3 separate regions of the Homo sapiens genome follow, and regions 1 and 2 are each linked to region 3. A link is a loop called in an ENCODE intact Hi-C map of the cell type or tissue named here. Cell type or tissue: OCI-LY7. All regions are shown on one strand.

Region 1 (8,000 bases), 970 kb after region 3:
CTCCCGTCCATTCTCACACCCAGATGCACCAATGGGCACCTGCAGTGATTACCGTGAGGAACAGACCAGTTCATTTCTAGCCCCAAAGTCTCTGCCCACAAGCTCAATGGTGCATGAATACATTTTTATTTTAGTTTGGGGCAGAATGTATTGACATCTTTAGGAATTATTTGCATACCACACATTCTTAACATTGTCTAAGACAATTGATGAACATTTATTTAAAATAGTTCTTATTCCAAATATTGCTACTGTTATTGTTCATAAAAGTGTGACTTGAACTGACATACAGAGTAGATTTTGAGTATCTACAAGTTTTGCCACAATGAATGCTATGAACGTCACAGACTTTCCTAAGGTTAAGAGATACTTCAAATCCTATGTTCATGGAGGTTCTGAAAACAAGAGAGAAAGGCAATCCAGTACAAAGGATGAGGCCACCGAAATGCCAGAGCATTTGTTGTTATTTCACTTCTGAACTTGATGACAAGGGAGGACCTCCACCCAAGGAAACACCAGGACTCAGGCCCAACCCACATCACTCATCTTGAAAATGGAGAGTCTGTGAACATTTGAATAAAAAGATTAGCATTATAACAGCAGGGAGAAATCTCAACAGGGAAATACTCTATTTATAAGCTGAGTAGAAAATATAAATATTTCATCCTCATTTTAATGTCTCAAGTGAATGCTAATTTCCATAAATATCCCAGTGTCCTTTCAATTTTCTAACATTTACTCATTCTGTGATGTAAACAGTCTTAACACAAAGACAGGAAGCTTTCACTATGATCATTTAAAGAAGAAATACTCACTTTTCTCCTGGCATGATCTTCTCCAGTTTAACTTGAACGGGAGGAAGTTCAGGAAAACAGAGACTGTTCCTTCCTTGTAATACCTATTCAGTTTCCGGCTGGGTGCGGTGGCTCACGCCTGTAATCCCAGCACTTTGGGAGGCCGAGGCGGGTGGATCATGAGGTCAAGAGATCAAGACCATCCTGGATAACACAGTGAAACCCTGTCTCTACTAAAAATACAAACAATTAGCCGGGCATGGTGGCGGGTGCCTGAGTAGTTCCAGCTACTCGGGAGGCTGAGGCAGGAGAATCACTTGAACCTGGGAGGTGGAGGTTGCCATGAGCCGAGATTGCGCCACTGCACTCCAGCCTGGCGACAGAGTGAGACTCCATCTCAAAAACAAAACAAAACAAAACAAAAAACATATTCAGTTTCCAATGAAACTGGAAATCACTAATCACACCTATTTTTTTTTCTGCTTACAGTAGCAAACCAAACTTTCAAGTCACTGAGACAGAATGAGTCTTGTTTTTCTTAACATGTAAGTGAAGCAAACAACCAGATGAACAATTTAATTATAATTGAAGTACAGGTGCAAATGTAAGGCAGGATCCCCCAGGGCTGTCTCTATTGGGTTCAATTTCTAAAACTGATCATCTGGCTGACTCTGGCTAAGGCTGTTGCTGTTAGATGTCAGGACAGGGACCTCTGGAAAGTTAGCTTGGAATTACCTAGTTTCAAGCATGTCTTGTAAGCACCAAAGAAAGGAAGTGATTGGTCAGAAAAACACATTGAGTCAGGTGCCTTCCCCATGGGATTCTCCTTGTTCTACTTCAGGTAAAGACGAGTAGTGAATTTACAAAAATGTATTACAAGAGCATAACCTCACTAAAATGGGATACGCATTCCTGTGAAGCAGAAATGGGACCCAAACACACTGTGTTTAGTAGAGTCAAGACTCAGACCTCAGAATCAGATGGGAGACCCATTCCTGCTGAGCAGCATAGACTGGAGGAGACCTCTGTGAGCAGGGACCAGTGAGGCTCACTTACCATCGTGTGTCCCTGCAGCGACAGGGCTGAAGAGCTGATATGAACCGAGTTCTGAACTAGGCCTTAATGGGCCCCTGAAGCCTTAGTAGCACTGTAGTCTCCTTTCTCCAAGGAAGATGTGTCCCAAAGCCCCCAGTGAACACTGAAACCACAGGTTGCACCAAACCTTCTATGTACTATGTTTTCTCTTATATATGTACCTATGGTAAAGTTTAATTTATAAACTAGGCACAGAAAGAGTTAACAGCAATAACTAATAATACAACAATTATGATAATATGCCAGCATCACTACCTTTGCATTTTGGGGCCGTTCTTAAGTAAAACAAGGGTGACTTGAATATAAGGACTGTGATACCACAACAGTCAATCTGATAACTGAGATGGCTGCTATGTGACTACCAGGCAGGGAGTGTAGACAGTGTGGATCCACTGGACATAGGGAGGATTTTTGTCCTGGGCAGGATGAGAAGGATGGTGAGAGATTTCATCATGCTATTCAGAAAGAATTTAAAACTTATGATTGTTTATTTCTGGAATTTTTTATTTAATATTTCTGGGCCACCGTAGACCTATAAACAAAAAATAAAACTTTAAGGCCCCCAATCATCTGAGTGGACCTCTCCTCTTGGCCAAGGGCATTCCAGAGTTAACCTGAAAATCTAGTTCAGGCCATGATGGAAGAGGGGGTTGGACCTAACCTCATTCTACCCTTCCAGCATGAACATCAACACAGACTTTAAGTCTGATAAGAAACATGTACAACCTATTCTCTCTGAAGCCTGCTACCTGGAGGCTTCATCTGCATGATAAAACCTTGGTCTCCACAACCCCTTATCTTAACCCAGACATTCTGTTCTACTGATAATAACTCTTTCAACCAATTGCCAATTAAAATATGCTTACATCTATCTACGACCTGGAAGTCCCCCCTCCCACCTTCGAGTTGTCCCGCCCTTCCAGATCAAATCAGTGTAAATCTTACATGTATTGATTGATGTATTATGTCTCCCTAAAATGTATAAAAGCAAGCTGTACCCCAAACACCTTGGACACATGTTATCAGGACCTCCTGAGGCTGAGTCACTGGTGCGTCCTTAACCTTGGCAAAATAAACTTTCTAAATTGACTGAGATATGACTGAGTTATTTTGGGTTCACAGACCAAAGGTAACTGAAAACACAGAAGTGAAACTGCAAATAAGTGGGTGCTATTATATCTGTGTGCAGACAGGGAGGGGAAAATTAAGCACAGGTGAACATACACATGAAACAACTTGAGACAAGCCTGGAAACTAAAATTCCAAAGCACGTGAAGAAAGACAGTCCCAGTGATGGAAGTCTGAGCTCCACAAACTCACTAAAGAAAGCATTCATCCCAAAGAAAGTGCAAGTGAGAGAGCAGTCTTCCAAAAGAGAGAGTGGCATCCAAAGAGACAAAATAAGAGCAATAGAACAGAAAGCGAACACAAACCAAGTAGAAAGAGACTATTTAAAGAGCCAGTTAGAAAGTATAAAAAAATAAATTTCAACAGGGTAATTAATGTGTAATAAGAATAAGGTGTTAGGGAATTAAAATGTTGTGGTGGCAAATATCCAAGTCTCATGGCCCCAAGTATGTTACCAGTGGAAGGTATCCAAGTAACCGGCGGTGAGTCTGTAGAGCTCTGCAGCAACCTTAGTTCTTGCCTCCTCAAAAGAAAGAATTCAACTGAGGGGCATAAGGCAGAAGAGGAGACCGGGACAAGTTTCAGAGCAGGAGTGGAAGTTTATTTAAAAAGGCTTTAGAACAGGGAAGAAAACAAAGTACGCTTGGAAGAGTCCCAAGTGGGCACTGAGGTCAGGTGCAGTGTTTAACCTTGACCCCAGGACTTTGTAGGCTTGCCCCTTTCCCATGATTCTTCCCTCAGGGGGGGCATTATTTCCCAGATGCACGGTGTCCTCCTTAGCCTTGGGAAGTGAGCACAGGCAGTGTGTTTAAGAAGCTGTGCACATGCCGGTCTGAGGCTTTCTTCCCTTTTCCTGTGGAGTGCCCCGAGTGGGTCATACTCCGCCATTTTGTCTCTTCATGCACATGCCCAGGAAGTTACTTCTCCCAGGCGCCTGCATTCAATGAACACTTTACTGCAACAGCTGTGGGGTATCAGTAAATGGCCTCTCCCTGGCACACGCTGACAATTTATCACTTTTAGAGAGGCAAAGTGATCATTGTCGAACCATCACCTGACATTCCTAGTGGATGAGGGAGGGCCCTTTCCTGGCCTGCTCATGCTTGTCTAAATACCTGTAACAAAAGACAGCACCAGAGTACTCAACCTGAATTACAGAGAAATTTAGAACAAAGAAAACATAAAAATGATCGTAAAAGAGTAAGGATAAATTGAGAAGCTCCGACATTCACCTGGAGTTGGAGTTAGATGGAATGGTGAACAGGCAACATTTGAAGAGATAGTGGCTTAGAATATCCCTGAAGTAAAAAGAGACATAACTTCACAGGTGTTTCCTGGGTGTATGTGCAACAGGGTAAACTTTCAAAGTCTGTATCTAGTTACGTCATAATGAAACTGAAGAATATCAGGGGTAGAAAGAAACTTATAAAAGTTTCCAGGAGATAGAAAAAAAAACAGTTAACCCACAGAAGACTGATAATTTCTTAACTAAATATTAAAATTAACCGCTGCCTAGAAAAATCCATTAAAGGATTAAGTATATCAATTAAAAGATTTAGTTCATGCAGATAGCATAATTATTCATAATACAAATTGAAGCATCCCGTTCAAAAAAGGTAATTCCAGGCACAACCATAAACAAGAGTTTATGGTTATAATAAGAACCATAAACTCTTATCACTAGAGTATATCTTTGAGTTCTGTTCAACCTCTTCCTCTGTCTACACTTTAAAAGTCTGCAAATCTTTGGATTTGCACATGAATAACCCTCAGATCTGCCCTTTCAGTCCTGCTGCCTTTCTCCCCACGCAAATACCTGTGACCATCTCCTCCACTTCGATACTCAGCCCCACTCAAGGAACTCTTCAAGCAGTAGGATAACATCATGTGAGGTGCCTTTTTTTCTTATCTTGGTGAATGCTATCTGCACCCATTGCACAGTACTAACACACTATCTTATGATTTATCTACATGGTGCAGCAGTATGTTCCTTCAGTGTAAAGCAAAACATAATTTTTATCTGATATTGTATTTTGCAAGCAAAGCCTCAAATAGTTCATTAATTGTTAAATAATTATGTAGATGGCTTGAAGATCATTTTATAACGTGCACAAATGTTTTGCAAATTTTCCTTTATAAGTTTAAATGTTTTTTAATGATATTGGGAGGAATCAGTGGGCATTTCTGTCGGGCTGGGGACATTACAATTTTCCCAATGTAAAATAACAAAACGTAGTCTTCTGCTTTCGGAAAATTCAGAATTAGTTTAGATTTGTGTAATGAAAGTTACTTGGATTTGCAATGCAGTCATTATTGCAGTCACAACTGATTTTTCACCTTCTGGTTTAAGATCTTGTTATGCAACAATACAAGAAACTCATCTACAGAAAGCTCTGCAATGAAACCCGTATTGTAAGAGGGATTCGGTGACCCAACAGAGTGGGACTAGCACACCCGTTGCTTCGGGTCTGACCCTACCTGCCTCTTCATCTGTGCACCATTCCTCTCCCACCCCTAGGACCAGTTCATGCAACTTGAGTTTGTCTGATCAGTCATGATTTTAAGTAGGATGAGAGTTAGGTCCTGCATGTGAGGATTCAGTATTGAATTATACTTGCAGCTTGGACTAGCATGAGGGTTCTAGGTCCTTTGTTCCCTTGACAATGTTGAATTTTACCTGAGCCTTGTGATCCTGAACAATAGTGATAATTGAAGAAACCCTCCCACCCTCTTTTGTCCTGGGAAACAGTTTATTGCAAAGAATCACTCTTCTCTGTGTAACGTATACAAGACTCACAGTTGCTCCCCTGTATACCTACGGAAAAAACAGACACAGATCCTTCAAATTCCCATTCCTTGCCTCTTAAATAATGAGCTGAACTCTTTGCACTCACTCACCAATCTGAGGAAAATACCTGATCCACCAAACTTCTCTCCTTCTCCAAGGTCTCTATACTTCAATTTATCCTCCATCTGAACCAGCAGACAATCTCTCCTTAACCACCTCTCTCAGGAATCAGTTAGAGAAAAACACTCCCTGATGGATTGTGCCATCACACCACCTACTCTCCTAAAGCCAGCTCTTTCTAGCCTAATTCACTTCTTTCTATAAAAGAAGAGTCTTTTCTGCTGACCTCTGAGACAAGTGCACATGTTATGGCCAGAGCACACTCCCTACATCAGTAGTTCCCCTCCCTTCATTGAAACAGTCCCTTTGGATAAAAAGTCTTTCTTTATCTAGTTCCAGGTTTGTTCTTATTTGACACCATGTACTTAAATCTTTATATCTGAGTTCCTGGATCTAGGCTTTTATTTCTGAAATACCCCCAGGGTCAAAAATCATGTCTTTAAATTCTGAGCTTGGGAGCCAGCACTCATTCCTCTAACACCTAACAGTGAGGTCAGACACTGCCTCAGCTTGGGAAAACTGTAGTCCCTGTTTCCTGTCAGCCTCTGACTCCACGGGATGCTGCTACCTTACTTAATTCCTATAGTCTCAGTGTATTCTTCATCATGTGATAAATACTTATTAAGTCACGCAGGTGAATTCACTAGGCTAACCTAGGCTTCCTCCTGAATCTTGTCGCTGTGGGCTTTCCTACAGTGTCTACCTCAGCCCAGTGAGTGGGTATGACCTCATATTCTAGCTTCTCAGAGTCTTCTCAATTCCCCTGTATCTCAAAATTTGAAAAAAAAAATCATCGCAGCACTTCTATTTTAAAATAATGAGGGAGTACTGGGGAAGAATTTTTACAAAACTCATGGAAGCCAAGACATTTTATAGGGTTTATAACATTAAAACAAACTGTAAACAACATAATTGCCCTTCTTTAAAGAACTGTGTTTAAAAATTTCATCTATGTATATGACAAACCATTATAAAACATTTAAACAAGCAATCCAGATCTTTAAAAATCAATACAGTTAGATCTCAGAAAATATGCTGAGTTTAAACATTTTGGATTAAATTTCTCTAAGGATTACAAATATCAATTTCCAGTAGAATGGCCTATCTTCAGATATCAAACTATTCAGCAAGTAAGATATTTTGGCAGCAACTTTTCACAAAGATTTACATTTTGGAATAACTTAAAATGAACTGTGATTATCTCTATATTAGGATGTTCACTGCTTTCTACCATAGCAACCATCTCCTAAATAATCTCTGCATGCTTGGAATTTATGCATAAACTTTGCTGAAATAATTTAATTTGGAAATATAAGGCCCTCCCTGAAGTAATTTGGCACTCATGAGACATTGGCTGTTTTTCCTGGAAAATTTTTCTGATAACTAACATTAATGTAAGCTTGTGTGGCTAGATGATACCTCATCTTATACACACATATGTCAACCACAGGATTGCAGACGCAGAACTACAGGGTACAGTACTCAATAATAGCCCAATGGAATCAAAGTATCCTTGTCTCTTAGCTAGAATTGTTCTCATGCAGATTCAGCTGTTTAAGAAATATGGTTATTATACACTAGAAACTTTCAGAAGACTGCTTCCTGCCCTTCCTCTGTCACCTCAGTAAGAGCAAGTCCTCTCCAAGTTGTCCTCCATGAAAAAAGGTGTGGAGAGAGGAGAGAGCACAGATGCATGTGAGATTTGGTTGGATCAAGTTGTACCTATACCACCTTCAAGCTTTTGACCATGGCCAAGTCACCTAAACACTGGTTCTCATCTCCTTCACTGGTGAAATCATCTAAGTCTCTCTTTATAAAATTGTTATTCTGCAGTGAGATAACACATGCCAATGCACTTGGGAGGCTGAAAGCATGACTCAGTGAAAGTCACCACCAAAAACAGAGAAAACTTCCATGCCAGCTTTGATTTCAATCCCCGTGTTTCAGATAACAAGTGCCACCAACTCAAATATAATTTCAGTTAAGAGCCCCTTATACAACTGTGGTAATTTCCTTCTGCACATAAAATGCACATTATTTTATAAACCCAGAGTAAACTGCTATTAAAGACTTAA
Region 2 (8,000 bases), 71 kb after region 3:
CCACATGAACCAGGAGGGGTGATGCTCCTGTGCTGCTCTGTCACCACTGGCTGTACGTCACCCCTTGAAGGGTGGCAGTTCCTAGGAGTAGATCTCTGGTCTTCTCTTATTTACAACCTCATTTAAACAAATTAATGCGCATCTATGTTTCCCCCACAGCAGAATTCCTGCAGGCTCATCAATCAGCATTGCTCGGTCAGTCCTTCCTCCTCGGTTCTTGACAAGAGTCTCCCGTGGCCGCCTGCATGGTTCTCCCCAGAATCCCACGGTATCCCCAGTTTTCTCTCCTATTCTTACGAATCCGCAGGGATTTTTCATCACTTAAAGGAGAGTTGTTAGTATCACATCAATTAATTCCATCAAGAAAAGGCAAAAGGCCAAAACAGTGTTTTATAAAAGAAATATTGATAAAAAGAGGTTAACTTGATGGTTCTGATATACTTTTTTAAAATGGGAAAGACAGATGCTGCTTAGTGCTGGCATTCAGTTCAATATTAAATCAATGTACACGTGGGGCATCATTATTATCTGAGTCATCACCAGTGACATTGAATACTTTTTCACAGTTAGAAAAAGGACATGGAAAACCTTCTGGTCTATAGCAAGGGTTTCAAGATTTCTTCCTTCTGATTTTGCCACTGTAATCAGCTTTTATTTTTTTTTCCTAAGCAAAGCAGTTCATACCAAGTTTTATAATACGTTTTGTAAGTCATTTATTGGATCCATACATTTATAGTTGATTTGCTACCTTTTTGGGATTTTAGTATTTCACCCCTAGGTAATTTGGCTTCCAATATGAGATTCTAGAAAGGAATCATGTTGTCTAAATAACATGGTTACTTTATGTTTCTTCCAGGAGACAAGCTCCCTTTATTGCTTAGATTGGAAGAAAACTAGTACTTGTGTTCATCTAAGCTAAATATTTAATTCCATTTATAAGATCTTAAAATCTGGCTGGGCATAGTGGCTCACACCTATAATCCCAGCACTTTGGGAGGCCAAGGTGGGTGGATCACTTCAGGCCAGGGGTTCAAGACCAGCCTGGCCAACATGGTGAAACCCCATCTCTACTGAAAATACAAAAATTAACCAGGTAAGATGGCGCAAGCCTGTAATCCCAGCTACTCTGAGGTTGAGGCACAAGAATTGCTTGAGCCTGGGAGGCACACGTTGCCATGAGCCAAGATCACGCCACTGCACTCCAGCCTGGATGACAGGCTGCCTCAAGAAAAAACAAACAAACAAACAAAAAAAAAACTTAAAATCTTTCTATAAAATATTTTAGATTAACCACTTTTGCTGTTTTGAAAAACCTTTTGTTAGAAATTTGCTGGGCATGGTGGCTCACACCTGTAATCCCACCACTTTGGGAGGCTGAGGCGGGTGAATCACCTGAGGTCAGGAGTCCAAGACCAGTCTGGCCAACATGATGAAACCCTGTCTTTACTAAAAAAAATAAAAAAAATTAGTTGGGCATAGTGGCATGCACCTATAGTCCCAGCTACTCGGGAGGCTGAGGCAGGAGAATCTCTTGAACTCAGGAGGCAGAGGTTGCAGTGAGCCGAGATTGCACCTCTGCACTCCAGCCTGGGCGATAGAGAAACTCCATCTCAAAAAAAAAAATATATTATTATTATTTGCTTATTACTTCATGGTAACTACAGTAGGCATAATTACTTATTTATGTAATTTCACGTCTGTTTCCTCACAAAAACAATAAACTCTAGGCAATAAATATAACACACAAAAGGTAACCTAGATTGTCTTCCACTTGGCATATTTTTTCCTTTTCAAATCCTTCTGTTTAATTGTAGAGAAGTCAAGAGGTCTGTCTACAATTGATTGGTGTTTGGAATCTCTGACCAGCTTCACAGTCACCTCTACGTGATGCGAACCATCTGCGGAGCTACTTTAAACAGGAGGGTTCTTCTGTTGTTGTTCACCATAGAGGTGAGTCCCATGAGACTCTCTGGCAAACATTTAAAATCTGTATCTTTAGTTAAAAAGAAAAAAAGAAAGAAATTCCCCTTCCTCTTATTCCTTGTTACCACTTGCGGAAGCTCAGCTTGGTGAGGTGGTGGAAATCACCGCTCTGCCATTCACTGCGTCTAGATGTCTTGGGCCAGCTGTGTAACTCTTCTGACCTTTCACATCTTAGGGACATCCTTTCTGCCTCAGAGAACATGGGGAGGCATAAATCGTGTGATCTGCACAGGAACTCAAAAGCCTGTTCTTCCTCTTGACAGGTAGGGCAGAAGAAAATAAAGTAGTCAAAAAGCAGGTAAACCAAGAAGATATTTGGGGGTAGTGTACAACAGTTTAGTACCAAAGAATTTAGTCTAGCATTTCATGGAGGCACAGACTCTGGAGCTAGAAAAGGATCTTGAAACGCCTTCTCAGCCAACCCTCCTTTTGTAGAGGAGGGACAGGTGTCTCACTGTAACGATCCTCAGGTATGATGAAACCTTGGAATAAAATTCTAATTCACCAACAAAAAACATGGCTGAGAAATGTGAAAGGGATCTCTCAGCAACAAAGTACTATCCAAGTGTTAGTTTATTTCTATGATTATAAATTAATACACATGGAGAAAAAGCACAATGCAATGTAAGGTCACTTTATGTAGCTTAAGGTGAAGCACTGCAGGGTAGTTTGCAAATCTGACAGACTGACTTCAGACTTTTAGCATGCTACCATTGTAAGCAACACCTCAGTATGGTTTAATATCTAAATGCTAGGATAGACTAAACAAATATATAGAAGAACCTTTCTTATATATAAGATCCCTGAGTTTTTTTTTTTTTTTTTTTTGAGACAGAGTCTCACTCTGTCACCCAGGCTGGAACGCAGTGGCACAATCATGGCTTACTGCAGCCTTGATCTCCTGGCCTCAGGTGATCCTCCCACCTCAGTGCCTCTGAGTAAGCTGGGACCATGGTGCGTGTCACCATGCCCAGCTACGTTTTTGTATTTTTTGTAGAGCTGGAGTTTCGCCATGTTGCCCAGGCTGGTCTTGAACTCCTGGATTCAAGTCATCTGCCCACCTCAGCCTCCCAAAGTGCTAGGATTACAGTGTGAGCCACTGCACCCAGCCAGAGTGTTAATTTTTAATGCTCTTGCAAATATTTTTGATGGCTGTTTTATTTTCATTTTTGCTTAGAACTTAAAAAGTTATAATTAGAGGTTGAAAATGTACATTAATTCACATTAACTGATACAAATAAAAAAATTCAACAACTTCATAGACCTAAAAGTTGATTCAAGTTCATAGAATCACAGAAGCTGCACTGTAGGAAGCTAACCCAGTCTGGGTTTTCCTCATGTCATGGAAGGAACCGCAGGAGATTATGTGGTCAATGAGTGGCCAAAGGGTCTCAATCTTTAGTCCCTGCTCATTCTGCTACAGCCCACTGCTATTTTTGGGTTCTTGGCCTGACCAGGCACCTGTGCTTCAGTGCCTGCCCGTGCGGGGGAAGGTGCCCAGCACCTGCGTCACCTCTCTGCCCCCAGCTGTGCTGAGACAGCTGGGCTCTCCCATGGGACTCCGGGGTGCTGCTGCTTTCTCTGTTGTCTTTGTTCTCACAGGAAGCTTGGACTTTCTCATTAGAAACCACTGGGACATCAATATAAAAGCAATGATGTGAACAAGGCGGAGTTCACTGCTGTGGACACTCACCTATTAGAAAACGGGGATCTGTTACCCAGTCATCAGCATACACTGCACAATGGCTCAAGTATCTGCTTTGCAAATAGCCGTTACAGGTACAGAACATAATCGCCATTGTACACGCCAACAGTGGCATAGGCTTTCCTCCTCGCATCAGAAATGGGTAAATTAAGCACCTTAGGAAACAAGAAACAGGCACAATTTTTTAAAAAATTAAAGATAATCATTTCTGTAATCCTATCTTAAATGATTTGGGTTTTAAATCTTACTTTCTTGTACAAATGTCATCCTCAGTAACATTTATACTAATTTATTATATCTAAGCTAAAAGTGGATTTTGATTTTAATTTTATTTTTTGAGACAGGTTCTTGCTGTGTTGCCCAGGCTGCAGTACAGTGGCTTGATCATGGCTCACTGCGGCCTTGAGCTCCAGGGCTTAAGCGATCTTCCTGTCCCAGCCTCTCGAGTAGCTGGGACTACAAGCATGTGCCACCACACTTATTATTATTATTATTATTATTTTGTAGAGACCAAGTCTCAATCTGTTGCTCAGGCTGGTCTCAAACTTCGACCTCAAGTGATCTTCCTGCCTTGTTGTCCCAAAATGTTGGGATTATAGGCGTGAGCCACTGTATCCAGCCAAAAAGCAGATTTTTCAATAAAGCATTACCACGTTTCAATCATGTTTACCACAGTGTACAAACTCCAGATTCTACTTACATGCAATATAAAACAGAATACACTGAATTTGAGAAAACTAGGGGCTTCAAGAGGCTCTCAAGATTTCCACTATCCTAAAACCATTAACTAGTCCTAGTCTAAGTAATAAGATTTGGAACACATCATCACATCATCCATCACCATTGCAATGGCTTCCATTCACTGAGCACTTTCACCTGCTAGCCCCACCCCCAATTCCCCCAGCAACTCCTTGCCCCCAGCTCAGCTAACCAGGCAGAGGCACTCTTATCCACATTTGATAGAGGATAAAATTAAGACTCAGAGTGGTAAAGTAAGTTGCTCAAGGCCACAAGCTAGTGAGTGGCTGAGCTTAAATGTAAATCGGGGCAATTGAAAGATCATGTTCATTCTCAGTAAACTATCACAAGAACAAAAAACCAAACACCGCATATTCTCACTCATAGGTGGGAATTGAACAATGAGATCACATGGACACAGGAAGGGGAACATCACACTCTGGGGACTGTTGTGGGGTGGGGGGGAGGGGGGAGGGATAGCATTGGGAGATATACCTAATGCTAGATGACGAGTTAGTGGGTGCAGCACACCAGCATGGCACATGTATACATATGTAACTAACCTGCACAATGTGCACATGTACCCTAAAACTTAAAGTATAATTAAAAAAAAAAAAAGAAAGATCACGTTCTGTTGTACCACACTGGCTTAGGTGCATTTTACTAAAGGTTTAAGGAGTTAAAATAAAAGGACAAGAAATTAGAAAATTATAAAGAGAATGCAAAATGTTATTCTCTGTTTGAATTTTCTTTTTAATATAAGTGTATAACACATTGAAAGAGGGGACATCACTACATATCCTACAGACCTTAAGAGGATAATAAGGAACTCTTTTTTTTTTTTTTTCAAGACAGGGTCTTGCTCTGTCACTCAGGCTAGAGTGCAGTGGGGCAATCATGGCTCACTGCAGCCTCAACATCCTAGGCTCAAGTGATCCTCCTGCCTCAGCTTCCTGAGTAGCTGGGACCTCAGGCACACACCACCACACCTGGTTAATTTAAAAACTTTTTTTTGTAGAGACAGGGTCTCTCTATGTCTGATCTCTAGTCTGGTCTTGAACTCCTGGGCTCACGTGATCCACTCAGATAATAAGGAACTATTATGAACAACCTTATACCAATAAATTTAACAACTTGATGAAATAGACAAAGTCCTTGAAAGACACAGATGACCAAAACTGACCCGAGAAGAAAGAAAGACAACATGAATAGCACTGTTACCAATGAAATAAATCCAATTTAGACTTATGAAATTCTAGAAAAGGCAAAATGAGACTCAGGGGAGAGGATTAACCACAAAGATTAACTTTCCCTTTTTGGGCAATATTACTGCTCTCTATATATTAATAGATTGTGAAGGGTGGGCGGGCAAGATGGCTGAATAGGAACAGCTCCGGTCTTGCAGCTCCCAGCGAGATCGACACAGAAGGTGGGTGATTCCTGCATTTCCAACTGAGGTAACTGGCTTATCTCACTGGGACTGGTTGGACAGTGGGTGCAGCCCACGGAGGGCGAGCCGAAGCAGGGTGGGGCATCGCCTCACCCAGGAAGTGCAAGGGGTCAAGGGATTTCCCTTTCCTAGCCAAGGGAAGCCATGAGAGACTGTACCAGGAGGAACGGTGCATTCTGGCCCAGACACTGCGCTTTTCTCATAGTCTTCGCAACCAGCAGACCATTCTCTCCAGTGCCTGGCTCAGTGGGTCCCATGCCGATGGAGCCCAGAAAGCTAAGATCCACTGGCTTGAAATTCTCGCTGCTCCAGAGCAGTTTGAGGTTGACCTGGGATGCTAGAGCTTGGTGGGGGGAGGGGCATCCACCACTGCTGAGGCTTAAGTAGACGGTTTTACCCTCATAGTGTAAACAAAGCCCCAGGAAGTTCGAACTGGGCAGAGCCAACCGCAGCTCCCTGGGACAGAGCACCTGGGGGAGGGGGCGGCTCTGGGCGCAGCTTCAGCAGACTTAAACGTCTCTGCCTGACAGCTCTGAAGAGAGCAGCGGTTCTCCCAGCACACAGTTCGAGCTCTGATAAGGGACAACCTCCTCAAGTGGGTCCCTGACCCCCTGTGTATCCACACTGGAAGACTCCTCCCAGTAGGGGCCGACAGACACCTCATACTGGAGAGCTCTGGCTGGCATCTGGCGGGTGCCCCTCTGGGATGAAGCTTCCAGAGGTAGGAACAGGCAGCAATGTTTGTTGTTCTGCAGCCTCCACTGGTGATACCCAGGCAAACAGGGTCTGGAGCGGACCTCCAGCAAACTCAGGCAGACCTGCAGCAGAGGGGCCTGTTAGAAGGAAAACTAACAAACCGAAAAAAAATAGTATCGATATCGCCAACATCAAAGACCAAAGGCAGATAAATCCACAAAGATGGGGAAAAACCAGTGCAAAAAGGCTGAAAATTCAAAAAGCCAGAATGCCTCTTCTCCTCCAAAGGATCACAACTCCTTGCCAGCAAGGGAACAAAACTGGATAGAGAATTAGTTTGACAAATTGACAGAAGTAGGCTTCAGAAGGCGGGTAATAACAAACTCCTCTGAGCCAAAGGAGCATGTTCTAACCCAATGCAAGGAAGATAAGAACCTGGAAAAAAGGTTAGAGGAATTGCTAACTAGAATAACCTGCTTAGAGAAGAACAGGTGAAGACATGATGCAGCTGAAAAACACAGCACAAGAACTTCGTGAAGCATACACAAGTATCAATAGCCAAATCAATCAAGTGGCAAAAGGATATCAGTCATTGAAGATCAACTCAATGAAATAAAGCGAGAAGACTTAGAGTGAAAAGAAACAAAGCCTCCAAGAAATATGGTACTATGTGAAAAGACCAAATCTACGTTTGACTCTTGTACCTGAAAGTGACGGGGAGAATGGAACCAAGTTGGAAAACACTCTTCAGGATATTATCCAGGAGAACTTCCCCAACCTAGCAAGGCAGGCCAACATTCAAATTCAGGAAATACAGAGAACACCACAAAGATACTCCTCGAGGAGAGCAACCCCAAGACACATAATTGTCAGATTCACCAAGGTTGAAATGAAGGAAAAAATGTTAAGGGCAGCCAGAGAGAAAGGGCTGGTTACCCATAAAGGGAAGCCCATCAGACTAACAGCAGATCTCTTGGCAGAAACCCTACAAGCCAGAAGAGAGTGGGGGCCAATATTCAACATTCTGAAAGAAAAGAATTTTCTTTTCTTTCATATCTGGAATTTCATATCCAGCCAAACTAAGCTTCATAAGTGAAGGAGAAATAAAATCCTTTACAGACAAGCAAATGCTGAGAGATTTTGTCACCATCAGGACTGCCTTACAAGAGCTCCTGAAGGAAGCACTAAACATGGAAAGGAACAACCGGTACCAGCCACTGCAAAAATATACCAAATTGTAAAGATCATTGACACTATGAAGAAACTGCATAAACTAACAGGCAAAATAACCAGCTAGCATCATAATGAAAGGATCAGATTCACAGATAACAATACTAACCTTAAATGTAAACAGGCTAAATGCCCCAATTAAAAGACACAGACTGGCAAACTGGATAAAGAGACAAGACCCATCGGTGTGCTGTATTC
Region 3 (8,000 bases):
GTCACAGACAGAGGACACTGTAGGATGCCCTGCAGGACCACAGGACTGAGCTGACCAGAGGCAACGCAGGGGGCGTCGCCTCAAAGAAACTCACCAGAAGCATGAACCACATTAGGAACTTAGAAATCTCAGGCAGCAGTCCCGGGAAGCCTCCTGATGATGAGCATGAGGTCTGTGGAATATGCTGCAAATCGTGGTTTCCCAGGCAGAGACGAGACTGCAGACCCTTCAGGAGCCTGAAGTGCCTGAGGTCAGATCGCGTCCCAAGTACAACACAGGGACGCAGCTCCCCCTACATGGTGCTGTCATGAAGACTTAATAAATCCACACTGGCAAGTGCTTAGCACAGGGCCTGGCCCTCGGTAAGGGTTCGGTGCAACAGTGGTCATAACTACAAACAAACTACAGAGGTTGAAAATTCACGGACACAAACACCACCACTGGGCACCAGAGGAGGGAGAAACAAAGGCTGAGCCTCCAACCTACACAGCCCAAGCAAACCAAGACTTCATCAAAGCTTTTACTCTGACGTTGCTGCACTTAGCCACTTAAGGTTTTCATCATGTTTTATGCTCTTAGTCTCAGCAGTATCTCTTAGAAACTAGTATTTCCAACTGAAGTTGGACACCTTTCCCTTTCAAGCAAAATTAATAATTTGGCAAATTTATGTAAAGATAAGACTTTTAATAAAAGTATTTCTACTGACCAATCCATGTGTCCATCTACACGAGCCTAGAGAGAGAGGTCCTACAGTGGCAGCCACCTGCTTGTGCTTCTGGGTGGTGGGACTGAGTGACTTTAGAGCTTTCTGCTTTAAAAAACAAACCACGGATCAGTTTTACAAAAACAATGTCATTATGTTTTAGTTAGTTAGCACGAAGCACTCTTAGAAACAACCTCTAGCTTTGAAGCAATCAGCAAATGGCAGTGTAAGATGGCACACACAGCAGGTGGTCCGCAGCCTCTCTACAACTGGTGATGACAGCACCAGGTCCTCCTGTTTGGTTGACAGAAGTCACCCTCAGAATCCTCTTGGGAAAATCAGGGCACTAGCTGTCCATCTCTGGAGTCTCTGAATCATGTGGAGACTGGGCAGGCCCTCAGACAGCATCGGCATCTCTCCTGAGAAGACAGACATCACTTCTCTGGAACTCAGCATAATTGTTTTCTTTTTTTTTTCTTTTTTTGAGACGGAGTCTCGCTCTGTCACGCAGGCTGGAGTGCAGTAGTGTGATCTCGGCTCACTGCAACCTCCGCCTCCTGGATTCAAGAGATTCTCCTGCCTCAGCCTCCCAAGTAGCTGGGACTACAGGTGCGTGCCATCACGCCCGGATAATTTTTTGTATTTTTAGTAGAGATGGGGTTTTACTGTGTTAGCCAGGATGGTCTCGATCTCCTGAACTTGTGATCCGCCCTCCTTGGCCTCCCAAAGTGCTGGGATTACAGGCGTGAGCCATTGCACCCAGCCTGTTTTCCTCTTTATTAGCTTATCTCTTTGGACAATTCTCGCTTTGCTCTACATTTCCAGTGGCTAAAGAGACAGGCTACGGAGTGAGACTACCTGGACTCCAATGCCTGCTTTACACCTACCAGCTGTGTGACCCCAGGCCAGCTGTGCCGAGAACAGCCTCTCCCAGGAGGGTGGCAGGAGACACTGTATAAAGGGTGAGGGCTCAGTCAGGCCAGTGGTGATTACTACTGTGGCTAGGACTGTACACCACTCACCTGATGGCAGCAGAGGAAAAGCTGAGGTCCCCACCTATTAAGGGAGGCTCTGTGAACAGCAAGTCATCTTCCCCAACCACAGGCCTTGTTATTTTATTCTAAAACCAATCCTAAAACGCGCTTTTTACTCAACGAGTCTGCAAGCTTCAGTTCATTCCATGCTTTCATCTCCCTGAATAGTTCCCATAGATTCCTACCCTTTAGAGTGTGGTCTCGGTGCTCTATCCTTCCACCTGTCACACTCGTCCTTCAGCATGAACATCAGTCTCTTGTGAGTCAGAACCACAAACTCTAGATAGATTCACCTTTTGCTTTCTTCCATGAGGTAACTCATAATGACACTTTAGAATTCCTTTGCATTTCACAGGACATGCAAGGTATCCTTTTCTATATTTTTGGCCATCATTTCATCGTTGTCCTTCCATTTTTTAATAATGTTTTACATAAGTTTAGAGACGATGCCTATAACCAAAATACACTTTACTGTGTTGCGTCACTGGCCCATCTCTGCCCATTCACAGAGGTCTTGCGTGGCTCTTCACTCCAACATACCAGTGCCCTCTCTGTGGGGGAGGTGGGAAGAAGCCCAGGCTTGCATACCATGCAGACCTGCATCTGGGCACCAGTGCCTTTATTTTCTAGTAGCGCCTTGGGCAAGACGCTTGAATCACTTAATGCTTAATTTTTCTCTCTTCAAAATGAGTTATAGTCCAGGATTGCGAGACTGCAGGTCAAGCCCCCAGTGCAGCAGTGCTGACTGAGGCAGCTGCGCTGCCAGTCCTGCCTTGTCTTTCAACTGCCGTCAGATGAAACAGCGAGTAAACAGCTCATCAGATGCTCCACTCTTCATAGAATGCAACTTCTAAGAATACTCCAGGTGACAGAAATCCCGCTTCCACACTGCAGCCTCCCTCCAGGCCAGTTCTGGAACACCTCAAGAAAGCACGAACCTGAGCGTACTACTGCGCAGGACTGGCTTCCCTATGAAATCCTCAACACTCCGCAACCCCACAGCTATCAACTTTGTCCTGCGGTGGCTGTCAAAGCACCCCACCACATCTGAATCTAATCTCTTTAGGAAAACAAAGCAAAAGGCCCTGCACCAACATATTTGAACCATGTTTGTAGAATGAGTTGCTAGGTTCCATCCCCCGCATGTTAGCGACGTCTTGTTCACTGAACACTGTTAGGAGTAAAGTGCCCAGATGTCAGCCGTGAATTCACATTTCCAACTGCAGCACCTCTTGCCAGGTCACGTCAGACTGTCAAGGCTTCAGTTTTCTGTCTACAAAACAGGAGTAATATCACTCATTTCAAGGGTCAGCTCTGGGAACTAAAGGAGCAAACTCGTGCAGAGAGCTAAGCCAAAAGAGCCCCACACACGAGCCACAATGGTGCTCGTGACCAGGAAGACTGTTGAGAGAAGGAAGTGACCGTCTGCACCATCATTAACCTGCGTGCAAAAATGCTGAGACCTATCACCTGCATGCTGGACTGGAGACACTCCAGGTCATAACAGTTGCTCCATGTTGCTCTGTGCTGCGCTCTGCTATGAACCTATTTTATGCTTCATGTGCTATTAAAACAGCGGCTTTTTGAAAAGGATTTGCATTGGAAACTCAAACAATTTCTAGAGCTTTCACAGTGATAACTTGCTGAGTAACACAGCTTTTACTGTTGTATGAGTTTCAATTTATTTCAGCAACAGTTACTGAATCAAACACTGTTTCAAATAGAGCCTAAAGTTACTGCAGTTCAGAGCTGTCTAAATACATGGCCATTTAAATTTTAATTAAAAGTAAATAAAATTAAAATTCAGCTCCTCAGTTGCATTTGTCACATTTCAAGTGCTCAAAAGTCACATATGGCCAGTGGCTACTGTATTAGTGCAAAAATAGAATTATTCCATCTCCACAGGAAGTTCTACTGGACAGTGCTGTTCTAGTTGCCTACTTAATGTTCCCTGGCCCTTAATTTTGTTTTCCTTCACTATACACAGAACACTATGTTAGAAGCTGCAAAGAGTTCAGAAAACACTTCATCCACTCCTTCTACTATGTGCAAGAAATAAAAAAACCTTAACCAACTTTAAATGAGTTACACGGAGCAGCACATACAGCCCTGAGCAAATACATCAAGAGTACCCTTGCCTCTGGGGAGATGAGATTCTTATTTAAAGCTGTAGAACAGTGCTGATGTACCTTCAGAACAGTTAAAAAAAAAAAAAAAAAAAAACTAACAAATGCAAAACTAGAACAGACATTATTCATCATTAAGGCATTGTTAAAATGTTTTAAAAATAGAAAGGTATCTTTCAATTCACAACACCCCTCTAGCCCCCCACTCCCAAGACTCAGAATATTCAGTCTTTAGCAGTTTTCACTTTGGTCTGAAAGTGGAAGTTGTATTTTCAAAAACCAAGAAAAAGGCTTTTCCTGTCCAGCTGGCAAGAAGGACTTAATTTTTGGTTTCAATTTCCTTAAAGAGAGGAGAAAAGGGCAGCGGTGGCCTTTTTAATCTCTCGCATGACAACTCACAGAGTGCTTCCAAGTCTTTCATGTACTCTCTGAGGTGGGTGCCACAGGCTCTGCTTCACAGGGGGGGAAACTGAGGCTCAAGTTAGAAACCATGGCGAAACCAGCTAAAGCCAGACCTGTGAGTGTGTGACATGGGCTGATGGAGCTAGGCTCTCAAGAGCCAAGCACGTGGCTCCCGAAGCTGAGAAATGGACTCCACCGAGCAGGTCTGATGCAGAAACATCAAAATACATTCGACTTTTCATTTCCCTTAAACTACTACATCCTAGCCATTCCTTCAGATCGACAGGATTCCAGAAATGTTACAATGATCTGAAATCTCTTTCAAACGGAAAGACAGAAATCACCTAACACCCACATCCTAGCACTTGGGAAACTAACTCCAATCTGAAGCCACAGGAGAGCCTAACTGGTTATGCACGGCAGCTGATTTAGGAAAGAAAAGGATCACAAGCCCACAACAAAAAGGCATGTTGTTGATAATCAAAGACATTCTCTGCCAACAGGGACCCTCAGAGCTGCTCCCATCTCGCCCACCCTGTCAGCCAAGAGATGGATAAACTTCTGCAGAGATCCACCCCGCCCGGGCCCAGATGTGGCCCACCCCCTGGCTCACTGCCAGCAAATGCAGTGCACACCACCAGAGTCCAGGACACCAGGGACAGGCTCATAGGGCACTCTCTAGTGGCCCAATGGTGGACAACTCACCTCCATACTTCTCCAGGCTTTCTAACTTTTCATAGTTAGGTATTAATTTTTATAATAAGAAACAAAGAGCAGTTAAAACTAAATGGTGATGTTTTTCAAATACAGTATAGAATTTTCTTGAATGTTTTCTGCTTTTGCATTCTACATTGTAAAACAGAACACTAGTTTAGCCACTCTCCAGGAAGGAAAGCAGATAAACTGCAACAGACTTTATTTTTTAAAATTCTAAGACAAACAACAAAAGTTTCCCTTAGCATTTGGTTTATGAATACTCCGAAGACTTGCCATCCCCCACCTGCTCTCCTGAGTTGGCAGATCCTCCTCCTGCTCTTCTTTCTTGGGAGATACTTACTTAGTGGCTACCGTGTGCTTGGCACTAAGAATGCGGGCTACAATACAGCCCCTCCTTCCCTGAGGAGACTCAGGAGGGCAGTGGGATCAACTTAGTAATAGCAGCAACTCCACAAGAGCCAAACACTCAGGGGGCTCAGGAAGGGACAGAGGGAAGAACCGTGTGGGAGTTTTCTTGTGCCTCCTAAAGGAGGCACAGTGCTCTGAAGCCAAGGTTCTGGGGAAGCCAACATTGCTACGAACCTGGGCTTGCAGGACAAGTGTTCCCCACATCTTCTGCAAAGCAAAGATAGACTGCTATCAACTTAAGAGAACTGGGTTCCAGAGGTGACTCTTGGGTAAGTCATCAACCCCCACCTGCATAGGAAAGACCCCTTTCCTAAACTAGCCAATGCAGGACACCTCGTGAACAGGACTTTTCAATCACTGTATTTTCATATATTCACACGGCTTTCCTGCAAACTTTTATTTATTTATTTATTTATTTATTTATTTATTTATTTATTTATTTTGAGACAGAGTCTCGCTCTGTCACCAGGCTAGAGTGCTGTGGTGCGATCTCGGCTCACTGCAACCTCCAACTCTCCAGTTCAAAGGATTCTCCTGCCTCTGCCTCCCGAGTAGTCCTGCAAACTTTTCTTAAATGACATATTTTAAAGAATGTTCATCTGAGTGCAGCACAGAAAGGTTCTCCTGGTTATAGTGGCTGCCTGAGTTCAGTAGTAACCACCAAGCCAGAGGACGGAACTGGCAATCTGCAAGAGTCATTGCGATGGGCTGGAGTCCAGTCAGGGGAAAAGTGTTGGACAAGAAGAACCACAACCTGCTCATCAACGGATTCTATGCCAGGGGAAGTCTACCCACAGAAGAACCTCCTCCCCTCAAGGTCCTACACCCTACTCCTTGGAACCTGTGGCTCTGATGAGGTTATCACACCATGATCATGTTGTACTACTACATGACCTTCAGGTAGGCAGGTTATCTGCAGGAGCCTGACTCAATAACACAAGCCCATAGAAACAGGGGGCTTCCTCCAGCTGGCGGAAAACATCAGAGAAATTCAAAGTACCTTGCTTTGCAGATGGAATGCAGGTGGCCTTAAGAAGCTGACAGCGCCCTACCCAATTCCCCTGCTGGCAGCTAGCAAGCAATCAAGGACTTCCATCCTGCAAGGAACTGAATTCTGACAATAACAGGAATGTGCTGGTAAGAGGACCCTGAGTGCCAGCTGAGAACACAGCTGGCCAACACCTTGACTTCAGCCTTGCAAAAGCCTAAGCAGAGAACCCAGCCCCGCCATCCCTGATCTGACACACAAAATCCTTAAGACCATAAGTGAGTGTTCTTCTAAGCCTCTGAGTTTATGTTAATTTGCTACACAGCAACAGAGAACTACCACAACATAGAAATCTCAAAAATAGGATGCTGACGAGTGTGCATCCCCAGTGTTGGGAGAAAAGGCATCCTGGCCACCTCACTCAGGCACATGTTCCCAACAGGTCAGGTAACTTGGACACCTGTCAGCGCTGACTGAGACCACCTGCCTGCCCTCCCTGAGGTGCTTCTCAAGGCAGGTTCAGAGTGGCAGCTTTCGAAGAGGGCGAGGCTTGCCATCCAATTCACTGCAGAGAAGACAAAGCACTGACAAGCCAGCCACACCTCCTAGAAAGGGCCTCTTCATGGCAGCACTGCGGCTTCTTCAATCTTCTGCAAGTCTGGGTGGTCTGACTCTGCCACCCCTCTGTACCTTTAGTCCAAATTCTGGTTGCATCCTCAAAAATCAAGTTTCTGAATTTGAATATCAAGGTTTGCTGTTTTTTTTTCTTAACCTTTACTCCACAACTACAAAATCAGATCCTAAACCATATGACCTAACTGAGGCATAAAAAGTTCTTATTTTCCAAGGATAACTATTAACTCTTCTTCCACAGGACGCTTACATGAATCCATTTAAAATGAGGACAAAATCTCATATTAAATAGTGACCAAAGAACGTTTGAGACTTTACCTTGAGACACAAATCTTAGAACTTTTTACTTTAAAATATTTACTTAAAATTACTTTGAAAAATTATGTCACAAACATGCATTAAATATTTCTGAGAAAAAGCAAATGACACTGTTGTTCCATCACACGCTCACAGCAGCAAGACAGACAGAACCCACTTTGCTCCATTCTGACTTCCACAGCACGAGCATTAAGCCTTTTTTTTTTTTTCCTGCGAAAAGATTGGAGGCCTCTCATTCCCAGCCAGTTTAATACTCCGACCCTCCTTTTCCAGAGTCTGTCATGCCCTCCTGGGCAGCCCCTTCTCCAAGTGTCAGCTGTCCTGACCTGGCCAGTCCTCATCTATCAGTGACCAGACATATGGTGCAAGCAGGTCTCCAGCAAAACTTTCCTCAACTCCAGCACAGCCAGTGTCTTGCACTCGATTTTCAATTTCACCTTGTGGAGCTTGGCCATGGAACAAAAGACAGGAACAAGTGATGCTATTACTAAATGGAAGGAGTGTTGGAAGAGTTAATTGATGAAATTAACTCCTCTTCCTCCTCCAACAGTGCAGGAGCAAGTATCTGCTTAGTGTGATCATACATACACGCTTCTCTTCACAAGCTTATACCTCTGGGACTCGGAGAGTGAAACTCAGAAAGCAAGGTCCACACGTGCCACCGCCACCCT

What was found. Peaks named below come from ENCODE experiments on the same cell type or tissue, not always from the same donor. Only the 100,000 strongest peaks of a DNase experiment are listed, where the experiment ranks them.
Region 1: it touches region 3 in a loop (5-fold over the local background); 2 of 110 quality-filtered maps call a loop at or near these places.
Region 2: a loop joins it to region 3, with 3 times the contacts of the local background. A loop is called at or near these places in 3 of 110 quality-filtered maps.

Annotation. Positions count from the first base shown.
Region 1 is chr5:5,748,062-5,756,061 of GRCh38, reverse strand. No RefSeq gene overlaps it. Among named protein-coding and RNA genes, the nearest start is that of ICE1, 330 kb to the right of the region's middle. RefSeq lists enhancers at 2,992-3,131, 3,282-3,341. In OCI-LY7, no CTCF peak of the experiment used is centred here; DNase peaks (open chromatin) are centred at 21, 3,031 and 4,361; H3K4me3 peaks cover 3,828 bases; H3K27ac peaks cover 5,002 bases.
Region 2 is chr5:6,647,685-6,655,684 of GRCh38, reverse strand. SRD5A1 (steroid 5 alpha-reductase 1) reads right to left here. Exons shown (of 5, transcript NM_001047.4): 2 at 3,677-3,843. Among named protein-coding and RNA genes, the nearest start is that of SRD5A1, 18 kb to the right of the region's middle. RefSeq lists enhancers at 5,462-6,153, 6,154-6,847. In OCI-LY7, no CTCF peak of the experiment used is centred here; a DNase peak (open chromatin) is centred at 3,514; H3K4me3 peaks cover 1,637 bases; H3K27ac peaks cover 1,867 bases.
Region 3 is chr5:6,718,508-6,726,507 of GRCh38, reverse strand. The region is part of intron 1 of TENT4A (terminal nucleotidyltransferase 4A); the gene reads right to left. Among named protein-coding and RNA genes, the nearest start is that of TENT4A, 9.1 kb to the right of the region's middle. RefSeq lists enhancers at 1-396, 4,779-4,828. In OCI-LY7, a CTCF peak has its summit at 4,929 (motif pointing left); DNase peaks (open chromatin) are centred at 4,177 and 6,387; H3K4me3 peaks cover 1,571 bases; H3K27ac peaks cover 1,366 bases.